4 separate regions of the Homo sapiens genome follow, and all the other regions are linked to region 3. Evidence: chromatin contacts called from ENCODE Hi-C or POLR2A ChIA-PET data. All regions are on one chromosome and are shown on one strand. The core of a region is the stretch at or near the end of the contact, and the rest is flanking DNA. Distances in the headings are between cores, read along the strand shown.

Region 1 (2,700 bases), core at 18-2,517, 3.1 Mb before region 3:
TAAATGAGTTGTGCGTAGGGAGGAGGGGAAAGGGTAGCGGTTTTTTTTTTTTTTTTTTTGTCCCTTTTTTTGTCCCCGGTTTCCTCCAAATGGATTTCTATCAAAACCAAGTAGATTCTTGGAACCTAGGCTAAGTTTAGAAATCTCAAGTTAGAATAGCGCAAGCCCAGCCCTTTCAGAAAAAAAAAAATCACAACAATTAAATAGCTTTCTGAAGATACTCATTTAAAAACTGTTTATCTTCTCGACCTTCCTCAAGCTTGAAGAAAATCTTTGGTGTTTTTCGCGCACAGCTGCCTTCTAACCCGCGAGCAACGGCGTTAAGGTTTTTGTTTGTAATTCGGGGTGACCCAGGGGTTCGGGCCGCGGGCCCCTCCCCTCGCCCGCGCACACCTTGCAGAGGAGGGGGCGGCGGGGACAGGGCCGGATCTGCGCCTGCGCACACCCTCGCGGCCCCCTCCCTCCGGCCTCCCCGGGTACCTGTCACGGCTACCGCCGCGGCGCGCGCCCGCCACGTTAAGCCGGATGGCGGGAGGAGGGGTGCGGGGCGGGGGGCGCGGGGAGGGTGGCACGGCGCGCGCGTGCGCGGGAGTCGCCGAGCGAGAACTGGGAGTGCGCGCGCTCGCCGCTCGCTCCCGTCCCGGAGGCGGAGTCGGCGGCGGGGGGCGGAGCAGGGGCGCGCCTATGCTAGTCACGTGGGCGCTGGGGCGGGGCCGGGGCGGTGTGGGGCGTGGCCGGGCGGCCGGTGAAGGCAGGGGGCGGGGCGGCCGGTGAAGGCAGGGGGCGGGGCGTCTCCGAGCGGCGGGGCCGAGGGAGGGCGCAACAGCTGCTCCCTGAACACTTTCTGACCCAACAGTCCCCCAGCGCCGGACGCGCCGCGCCCCGGCGGCTCTAGGGACCCCCCGCGCCTGCACTGTCCCCGCGCGGACGAGTAGGGGGCGCCCGCGCCTTTGCCCCCGTGCGCACCCCCGCCCCGCTCACCTTAGCCCCGCGCCCGAGGTGAGCCCGGCCCCTATATTCTCCGGGCGGGGGTGGGGGTGGGGGACGCTCCTTTTTTGTTGGGGGGGGGTCTTGGAGGCGCGAAGGCACTAGGCTCCTCGGCGGATGGCTGCACCCCTCGCCCGCGGCTCCCCGTGTCTTTTGGGGGGCCGGGTGCGGGCGCGGAATCCGGGAGGTGTCCGCACAAAAGGCTGAGAGAAACTCCGCGACGCCTCCCTCCCTCCCTCCGCCCTCCCCGCCCCCTCCCCTCCGCGCCCGCTCCTCCTCATTCAAACCCGGCCGGCCCGAGTGGTGTCAGCTCAGTCCCGGCCGCCGCCGCGCGAGGAAATGGCCGAGGAGCCGGAGCCGCAGGTAAAGGGGGCGCGCCCCCCGCCCGCGCCAGCCGGGGCGCCCGCCCGGTCCTGCGGAGGCTCCCGCGCCGCCCCCGAGGCGCCCGGCTCTCGTTGTCTTGTCCCCCCCCAGGATGACCTCAGTTCCCCGTCTCAGCTTTCTATCCGCTCCTCTAGGGCGCCCCCTCCCCAGCCGGCTCCTGCGCTTCCGCCCGCGGGAAGGTGCGGGCGATCCCGGGCTGCATCCGCTCTTGGCCGTCACACTCACGCCGCACGATTCAGAGGGGCTTGGGGTGCGGGGTTCCCTGAATCTCCGCCGGGAGCGGGGGTCTGCGGGGGTGGGCGGTGGGGGGCTGTTCCGAAAAGTTGGGTCGCCCCGCGGGGCGGGTCTCCCAATTTGCCCAGTTGGCCCTTGGGGCGCGGGCGGAGGGGGAACGTCGGCGTAGGGTCCCCCCGCGATGCCCGGGGAAGGGCCGGGGCAAGTTGGAAGCGGCCAAAACAATGCGTCCGGACGGGCATCCCCCCGTAAACAATGGCCGGGACGGTCCACTCGGGCCGGGCGGAGGGCGCCTCTAAGGGACCGCGGGAGGGGCTGGGCCTCGCCGCGGACCCCGACGCGCGCCCCGTGACTCCCTCGGGTGCCCAAAAATCTGTCCCCGGGAGTCTTGGGGCGCCTGCTCATCCCTGAACAGGGATGCACGGGGCTGCGTTTCCTGGATGTGTGCGATAAGGTGGCTTTTTTTTTCCCTCCTCTAATTTTAAAGATTTTTTTAAGTCTTAATGTTCTATAAACACTTAAAGAATATCTTTACAACTCAATTCTAGTGGAACACCCAAAGCCAGCTGGAAGCAGAACTGGGAACTCTAAAGGGCAGGAAGGATTGAAATGCTAGCCCAAAAGTGCTGCTGCTTTTTTTTTTCTTTTCTTTTTTTTTTTTTTTAAGGGAAGTTTCTGCCAGGAGGTGCCGAGTGGTGAAACCGCTCAGTTTCAGGCACAGCCCTCTTGTCTCTCGATTTGGCCCCGACTGCGAGCCGGACGGGATGGTGGAGAGGCGGAGGGCGCTGCTGGGGGCCCGGGAGGCTGGATTTGGGGCTGCCTGGGCGGTCCCGCCCGAGGGGCAAGACCCGGCACGCGGGGCGCGCGCCGGAACCTGGGTCCCGGGAGTTTGAGAAGATGTTCAGGGCCCGGGTTGGAACCCACATTTTGGGATTCTGGGTAGGGCCACCGAAGACGGGAAGGCGCTTTCTTGGGCGGGTGGGGGTGGGGTGAGCAGGCAGGGAGTTTTCCGCCAGGTTTAGTTACAGGAGCTAGAAAAGGCCACTTCTGGGACCCTGGCATCTGGGCCGCCCTGAGAGCCCCAGAAACTTTTTT
Region 2 (2,700 bases), core at 87-2,586, 3.8 Mb after region 3:
TTTACTTTTCCTTATGTACGTCTTCATCTGGCTGTTCATTTTTATCTTTTATACTATCTTTTATAATAAACTGGCAATAGTAAGTAAAGTGTTTTCCTGAGAAACAACAAACTGGAAACAACTGTTTAGCAACAAGAAACTGCCTGACCAGGTAGAAGGACGTGGTAGCTCTGTATGTATTGATATGGAATATAGTCTGAGATAAATTGTTTAGGAAAATGAAAAGCAAGTTGCCAAAGAACCCACAGTATGATGTCATTTATGTTGGAAAAAACGCCACAACGATGTGTGAGTGTGCACACTGAATGAAAGAAAATTCTGGAAAGAAACTAACGGCCAGCAGTGTCACAAGGGGGATAGGTAGTTTATTTATTTATGTGTGCGTGTGCAAAGTTCCGTATTGTAAGAATTTGCTACAGCCTGTGTTATTATAAGCTTTGTAATGAAACAGGTAGAAACTGAAAAAGTTTAATTATTCCCAATTCAGTTTAGGTTCTGTCTCCGGAAGACTTTCCCGGATTCCCCAGCCCCCACTCCCCACCCCATCTTACCACCCCCTCTGCCAGCTCTGAGTCTCAATTTTCTTTTCTGTAAGGATTTTCATCATTTAACCTTATTTCTTCTGAATGCACTAAATGGTAGTTATCCTAGCACTTAAGAGGATGTCGGAAACATGGTTCATTGTCTGACCCTTCCGACTCTGACTTGTATGAGCACATTTTGGGGGGAATGTAGGAGTCAGGGGAAGAGGAGTTCCAAAAAGAGACTACTAGAGGGTACAGCTGTCCCGGAAGAGACTTCTGAAGAGAGCAAAGCGCGTCCGACGTTTTTCTCGAGAGGCGCCGAAGTTTTCCGGAAAGAGACGACCAACTGAGAGGTGGGCCCCCAAAGCCGGCTGCGAGAGTCACCGAAGATTTCCGGAGAGCCAAGGAGTCGGGAAGAGCCACTTACTGAGCGTTGCCGAACGTGTACGGAGATAGCCGAAGAGGCGGAAGGCGGGGCCACAAGAGCCCTTCCTGCAGGGAACCTCAGGCTTCAGAGAGCCGAAAAGTTGGGAGGCGTAACCACTTACAGGCCGGAAGTGTCCGGGGTGGACGCATTCGGGTAGCCGAAGAAGTCCCAGGATTGCCGAAGAAGTCCCAGGATTTCCGAAGCGAGCCGAAGCATCGCGACAGTTTTCAGAGACAGCTGATCGGTTGGAGCTGTTGCGCCGAGCAGTCATGGCGGCGGCCAGAGCTACTACGCCGGCCGATGGCGAGGAGCCCGCCCCGGAGGCTGAGGCTCTGGCCGCAGCCCGGGAGCGGAGCAGCCGCTTCTTGAGCGGCCTGGAGCTGGTGAAGCAGGGTGCCGAGGCGCGCGTGTTCCGTGGCCGCTTCCAGGGCCGCGCGGCGGTGATCAAGCACCGCTTCCCCAAGGGCTACCGGCACCCGGCGCTGGAGGCGCGGCTTGGCAGACGGCGGACGGTGCAGGAGGCCCGGGCGCTCCTCCGCTGTCGCCGCGCTGGTAAGGTGGGCCGGGATCCCGGCGTGGGCGGCCCCGAGGCTCTGGGGCCTGGGCGGGTGAGGGACTCCCCTGCGCTCCGAAGCTGGATTTCCCTCAGTTTCTCCTTCTGTGCCTTCTGCGGTGTCCGGCCTTTCGGAAATGTTATTCTTTCATCCCTTTTTTCATTCGTTAAGTCTTAAGAAACCACGTGGCCATGCAGCGTCAAGCTTTTGTCCTGAGGCCGTTCTGCCTGGTTCAAATCTGGGATCTGTCATTATTGCTCAATGTTGAACATGTTTAACTTCCCTGAGCCTTGGTTTCCCCATTTGACTCGTTTCAATTTTCGATCATTATCTTTCCATTTATTAGTTTTAAGAAACATGTAATGACAAGTACTTGCCCCACTGGAGCCAGGCTCCCTGGGTTGAAATACTAACTCTGCTGCTTGTGTAGCCTTTCAACAAGTTATTTAGCCTCTCAGCCTCGGTTTTCTCACCTGTAAAATGGGAGACATAGTAGCAGTATCCATGTCATAGGGATGTTGTGACCATTAGAGGAGGTATGTGTGTCACGTATTATGTTCAAATGTGTGCCTGGCACATAGTGCCCAATAAATGTTGGATTTCATTAAATTGCCTATTTTTTCATTAAACATCATTGTGCGCCAGCACCATAAACTTTGTCCTCAGATGAGAAAGTGACACTCAGAGAGAAGTAACTTGCCCAAGGTTACACGGTTACTAAGTGGCCGGTCCAGGCCCTCAGCTCCTTATGCCTCTGACTCAGAAGCCCTGGCTTTTTACTTTTACGCTTCTTGCCTTTCTTTTATCAGTATTTTTTAGGTACCAGTGGGTACCAGGACATTGTTAAGTGCTGGGAGATCTGGGTGGGGGATATTCAGTAGCCAACAAGCGGACACATTGCTGCCCTTTCAGAGACTTAAGATTTCATGAAGTTATTTGTGTATTCATATTTCTGTTTTCAGCCTCATGATCTGTTTCGTTAAGCAGAGATTGTATTATAGCTGGCTTGTTTATTGCTGTATCCCCATTGATAACATCTCTCAGTTTCTAGAAAAGTATACTGAGCCTGGTTGACTTTCAGTAAAGATTCATTGAGTTTATTGGAGCTATTGTTCCTTGTATAGTAGCAGAAACTGAGGCTTAGAGAAGTTAATGTAATTTTAAGATTAGATTAGACAACTAATAAGAAAAGCAG
Region 3 (2,700 bases), core at 166-2,665:
CTATTCTGTATATCGCTTATTTAAGATACTGTGCAAGTGTGGTTTTAGTTAATCTTAACAACCCCCGCAATGACATTTAATTGGGAGTATGTATCTTATTCAGCTGCTTGTGAAAGGAAGAGCTCTTTGTGTTTTTAACTACTTGTTTTATAGATATATGAGAAACCCTCCTTTCCTAACTTTTTAACACACAAGGAGATGACTCCTAAGACAAGGTCATCTCTGCCACGACCAAAGACTAAGCTGCTCATTGAGGAAAGATGCTATTTTAGAGAGGGTTAAAACGTTAACCTTCCTGAGTCCCTGCCTGAAAGAATAATATCATGGCCCCAATGGAGTGGGTACCGCAGGCCTCCTGGCTAGAAGGTTCTTTAGCCCCATATTCTCACGGCTTTCTGCTCCTCTTGGTTCAGCTCACAAAGCAAATGTCTCCTCCTTTGACAGGCCTTCCCTGATCCCCTTCTCTAAGACAGCCGGCCTTCTATGCAGTCACCCTGTACCCCGTTAGGAAGTCGTTCTCTTCACAGCACCTGTCACTATCTGAAATTATTTGCTTTTGTGTTTGATTGCCCTATTCGACTCTAGGCCCCACTAAGGCTAGGATCTTGCCTGTCCTGATTAGCAAACACCACCTCCAATGCCTAAGCGGTGCCTAGCACAGAATAAGCTTGCCAACTCCTATCCAATAAATGAATGAACAGAAAGGGGAAAGGGGACTGTCATCTCTGGGACTCGACGCACACTGAGACTAGGGGAAAGGAAATGTGAAGGAGGGACGGGGGGAGTAACCTTTTCCCCCAGGGAGACAAAGGAAGAGAGTCTGAGGTGGTCCACTCCAGAAAAGGAAATAGTGGGGGTGCTAAATCACCCCAGGGGACAAAGAGTGGACAGGCAGGGGGCGGGGTCGGGGTGCGAGGGATTCGCGTTGAGAGCACAGACCGGCGGTCCCCCGGCTTGAGAGATCACCCGAGCTGGAGAACAGAAGGGAGGTGGGGGATCGAAGGGGGCTCCGACGCTGCGGCGAGAAACACGCCCGCCCCGGGGACAAAGGGTGGGGGGACGCAGTGCGTCGCTGTCCCATCGAATCCTCAAGCAGTAGGAGCGAGGCAGAGGGCAAGACCCAGAGGGAGTCTGGGGCCTGGAGGTCTGAGGGGATGTTCAAGCGGCCTAAGCGAAGGGCCCGCCACGCTCCGGGGCGCTCCCGCACCTGGTAAATGGCCGCCCAGCTCCCGGACTTGTCGATCTGCTCGAACTCCTTTTCCATCTCCATGACGGGCCAGGGCGGCTGCTGCGCCTCCTTCTCGGCCCACTGCGCCGTCTGCCGCTCTAGGCCGCGTCGCGCTCTTAGCCCCGAGGCCCGCTGCAATCCCCGACCCCTGCAGCTACCGCCGCCCTAGCCGCTGCTGCTTCTTCATGTCAACCGGCAGCCGGAACTACGCATCACGCCTGCCAGGGGCTCCGCCCCTGAAGCAGAAGGACCAATCAGCGATCGAGAATTTCGACAAGCACTTCCGCGGGGAGGAGCCGGGGGCGGTGCTAGGGGAAGTGGCCCCAGCACCGCGAGATATCTAATAGCGCGCGTTCCCTCCTCCGCTTTGGGGCTCTGGGCTCGGGCGCGGCGCGCGCCTGTTGCCTAGGCGACCCCGGGAGCCCCGCCCACGGCGCGTGGGCTCTCCAGGCCCGGGAGGGCATTGAGTTCCAGCCCCGACCCGGCCCGTTGAGTCACAGAGTGAGTGGCCTTAAAGTAGTCATGCACCTCCTTTCCTGCAGGGCCTGGGCCCCAGCCTCAGTAATCCAAGCTGGAGTATGGGAGGAGGGCACCGTGCTCTATTTCCTGCCTCCCAGCTCTGGCCAGATGTCTGCCCTTTTTTCATGAAACTCAGGAGTATCATGTTTCACTACGCTGCTGGGGAAGCCCACTGCTCTCTAAGGGTAGTGTCCCTGTCTGAAACGCAGAATTTCCACTTGGGTGCTGCAGGAATGAATGGATGGGGATGGAATGATTTTCAGTGTTTCCCGAAGTATCAAGGAACTCCTGCTCAGACTGAACTAAGCAGAGCACAAATTCCATGGTGCATTATGTTAAATAAAAATCATAGGAGCCCAGGCGCGGTGGCTTACATCTGTAATCCCAGCACTTTGGGAGGCAGAGGCAGGCGGATGTCTTGAGGCCAGGAGTTCCAGACCAGCCTGGGTAACAGAATCAGACCTCGTCACTACTAAAAGTTAAAAAATTAGCCGGTGTGGTGGGGCCCAGCTGCTGGGGAGGCTGAGGCAGGAAGATCACCTGAGCCCAGGAGGTGGAAGCTGCAGTGAGCTGTTTTGGCGCCACTGCACTCCACCTTGGGTGGCAGAGAGAGACCCTGTCTTGAAAAAAAAGGGCTGGGTGTGGTGGCTCACACCTGTAATCCCAGCACTTTGGGAGACCGACGCAGGTGGATCACCTGAGGTCAAGAGTCCGAGACCAGCCTGACCAACATGGTGAAACTCGGTTTCTGCTAAAAAAAAAAAAAAAAAAAAAAATTAGCCGGGCGTGGTGGCGCATGCCTGTAATCCCAGCTACTTGGGAGGCTGAGGCAGGAGAATCGCTTGAACCCTGGAGGCAGAGGTTGCAGTGAGCCAAGATAGCTCCACTGCACTCCAGCCTGGGCAACAAGAGCGAAACAAACAAACAAAAAAAGTTCTGGCATTAGGGTCTCA
Region 4 (2,700 bases), core at 42-2,541, 3.2 Mb after region 3:
GGGCTGACCTACGGGGGTAGGCCTGACGCATAATGGGGGCTCTTGTTTCCGGGCTGAGCGTGCCATCTTTCTGTCTCCCTCTGGATTGAAATGGCTTCTCAGCCCGAGAGGCACTGCCTGTGCCCTGGATTCACAAGGTACACGCCTCCCTGGGAAGCAAAGGCTGAGAGACAGCGGCTCTCTCTCTCTCTTTCTGCATCTGCCGGGAGAGCTGCAGCTGGTATTTTTCCACAGGCCTTCGCTGCGATCTCAAGGCCTAGTTTTTCCCAGCCAGGCCCCGAGTCCGAGAGAGGGTTAACAGGCAGGAAGCCGAAGGCATCGCAGGCTAATACGGAAGTCAGATTTGTGTTTAACTGACAGGTTTAGCAGGTCTCGGCCGCGGGGGAGGGGCCGGGAGGGAAGGGAAGTTTGTAGATCCAGGCATGTGGCCTGCGAGGAGGGCTTTGGGTTTTTCTTAGGGTAAGGACCGAGAGGGGTCCCCCTTGGCATCGTGGCAGGGCGACAGGAACCCACGTTGATTTTGCCTGCAGGACTGGCTAAGCAGGGCGCGAGAGGCCCACGGCTCCCTGGCCTGCCTTGCAAGGAGGCATGGGGACAATGACTATGCAAACTTGACCACTCTGCTCCCCTCCTCCCCTCAGCAGCTACTCCTCGCTCCTCTGAGAAGCCAGGGCTGCTCTCTGCTGATTTTTCGGGGCTCCCCCGGGCTGCCTGCTTCCCCCAGCTTCTCAGAGGCCTGCCTCAAGCCCCTTTTTCTGGCCCCTTGGCTGTTTCCCCGGGACTCCCCACTCCCCAGCTTCCCCTTCCCCTTGGAGAGCCACCCTGCTGGACTGTTCTAGAAAAAGGCTGGCCTTCCTCCCTGGACAAGGGCCGTTTCTCTGGGGGCAGGTGAGGGTGAGCCGTTCCAGCCCACTCCAAGAAACTCCCTTCCCAGGGACCTCCGGGCCTCAGGCTTTCCTGGAGCAGGTCAGGCTGGCTGCCCTGGCTGGCCCGTGCCGGGAAATCTAGCCAGGGTGCAGGAGAAGTGCGTGTGGGGGCCCCTTTCCCAAGTTTTTCTTGCTGCAAAAGGCCTAGCTTAGCCTGTCTTTTTCTATGCACAGGATGGCTCTTGCTCACCCGAGCCTCACAAAGATAATCGCTCAGGAAGTGTTTCAGCCAATCCGGGGCGGCTTTACACTCCGATTTGCCGGGGCAGCCAATCGGGGATGAGCTTTTATTAGGCGGCCAGATCATCAGCCGAAGTGCCAAACCCTTTTTCTGTGAGAACTAGGAGCCTGTCCTCCATGTTTTATAAGTATTGACATTACACAGTGTTAACAATGCATCCACAGAGGTAAGCTCGACTTTTTAACCATCTTTTTTCCCCCTCCCTCTGAGACATCCGAATTGTGGGCGAGCAGTGTGATTTCTCTGTGGCTGGCCGTGCCACACTCACCCCCAGAGCACTTATGTTAACTTGGAACTGTTTAGAGAGAATTTTTTTGCTTTCTTGGGTCACATGGCTCAGTAGCCATTAGCCATAGCTTGATTTTGCAAACTGGCAAGGGCCTGGCACACCTTTCCTTCCACCAGGGCATGGTGTTTCTGGAAGAGTTTGAAGCTAGATCCTGGTATGCCAAAAAAGAAGCTTTTTTTTTTCCTTCTTTTTTTTTTTTTCTTTCCCTCTTCCCTCTCTCTTCCCCTCTCTCTCTCTCTGAGCAGTTCCCCCCCTCCCACCCCTGCACTATTGTCTTCTCTTTTGCCACATGCCCTGCTGGGGGAAGAAAATGGAAGGTAAGCAAACAGGCTCCTCTCCAAGGAGAGCTCATGGCAGACAGCAGAGCAGGCAAGTTTGCCTCTCCAAAGAGGTTCTGGGAAGGCTGGATAAGTTTTGACAAGAGAGGAGCGTGTTTGCAAAAGAATTGTGCCCTCAGCAGAGCAGTGCTAAGGAGAGTCTAGCTCCTGGGGCCTAGGTGGGTGGTGGTGTCTGTACACGGTCTTCTCTTATTCTACAGAGCTTCTGCACTTGAAACTACATTGTTCAGCCTGTTTTCCTGACTTAGGTTGCTACAGAGTGTTCTGCAAGCCAGCCTACAGCCAGCAAATGTTTCTGAAAGTGTTTTCTAGGCTTTGGAGGAAGTTTTTTGGAGTAGGGATGGGGACTGGGGGGTGGGGGGAGAGATCTTGGACAACATCCTGCAAAAAAAAAAAAAAAAAAAAATCTGCAAGGATTCTGAATCCCTTAGCTTTCTACTCTTGCATGATTTTCAAGGAACTAATGTTACCTTTTATCCTTGTTTTCATTTTCCTGTCCCTTTTATACATTGTATCCTCCTCTCTTCTCCTGTGTCATGGAGTGTAGAGGAAATAAAATCATGTCTGTGGCTCATGACAGCATTCCATATTCAGTTGTTGGGTTGTGTTGTTGTTGTTGTGTGTGTTTTTAATAATACCATGTAACTGTTTAAAAAAATTTCCTTTTTGATCAAGTCCCAAATCTGCCAGCCTGTTCTCTCTTCCTAACTGTGGAAAAATGAGACGGTTGCTTGAACATTTGTTGGGTAAGTAAAGCAATCCATTTCCTCTGTGACCATGTTTGAAGAGTTTTGCGAACATTTGGGGTCTGTTTGTAATAGTGGGTCTTGGCTACAGGAGTTGGGGGCTTCATTAGCAGGAACAAAATAAGGGCTTTTTAAAGAGTGTCTTGATTTTAGGTGACTG

Evidence for each region. A loop is a pair of places that touch in the nucleus more often than their neighbours do. ChIA-PET counts read pairs that join two places held with the same protein, here RNA polymerase II (POLR2A). Pooled maps may share reads with other maps.
Region 1: a pooled map shows a loop between it and region 3 (15-fold over the local background). The contact joins the promoter of ZNF217 here to the promoter of PTPN1 in region 3. A Hi-C loop is called at or near these places in 3 of 37 single-sample maps with no recorded cell type and 10 of 50 pooled maps.
Region 2: a loop to region 3 is called in a map of naive thymus-derived CD4-positive, alpha-beta T cell, with 18 times the contacts of the local background. The contact joins the promoter of TP53RK-DT here to the promoter of PTPN1 in region 3. A Hi-C loop is called at or near these places in 1 of 168 maps with a recorded cell type or tissue (naive thymus-derived CD4-positive, alpha-beta T cell) and 5 of 50 pooled maps. POLR2A ChIA-PET finds 5 or more read pairs at or near these places in 1 of 52 experiments (PC-3).
Region 4: a loop to region 3 is called in a pooled map, with 4 times the contacts of the local background. The contact joins the promoter of ZMYND8 here to the promoter of PTPN1 in region 3. A Hi-C loop is called at or near these places in 6 of 50 pooled maps.

What each region holds. Positions count from the first base shown.
Region 1 is chr20:53,592,406-53,595,105 of GRCh38, reverse strand. ZNF217 (zinc finger protein 217) reads left to right here and starts at 1,267. Exons shown (of 6, transcript NM_006526.3): 1 at 1,267-1,350. RefSeq lists silencers at 247-1,086, 1,177-1,256, 1,747-1,896, 2,317-2,556.
Region 2 is chr20:46,687,935-46,690,634 of GRCh38, reverse strand. TP53RK-DT (TP53RK divergent transcript) reads right to left here and starts at 1,336. Exons shown (of 1, transcript NR_186399.1): 1 at 346-1,336. TP53RK (TP53 regulating kinase) reads left to right here and starts at 1,191. Exons shown (of 2, transcript NM_033550.4): 1 at 1,191-1,503. The coding sequence starts at 1,221. RefSeq lists an enhancer at 743-1,332 and a silencer at 1,563-1,612.
Region 3 is chr20:50,509,098-50,511,797 of GRCh38, reverse strand. It overlaps PTPN1 (protein tyrosine phosphatase non-receptor type 1), which reads right to left and starts at 1,415. Exons shown (of 10, transcript NM_002827.4): 1 at 1,208-1,415. The coding sequence starts at 1,270. RefSeq lists enhancers at 1,342-1,441, 1,654-2,241 and a silencer at 1,552-1,781.
Region 4 is chr20:47,355,290-47,357,989 of GRCh38, reverse strand. It overlaps ZMYND8 (zinc finger MYND-type containing 8), which reads left to right and starts at 1,291. Exons shown (of 23, transcript NM_001281775.3): 1 at 1,291-1,333. The coding sequence starts at 1,320. RefSeq lists enhancers at 1-251, 1-280, 1,031-1,325, 860-1,467, 1,311-1,480 and 1 more.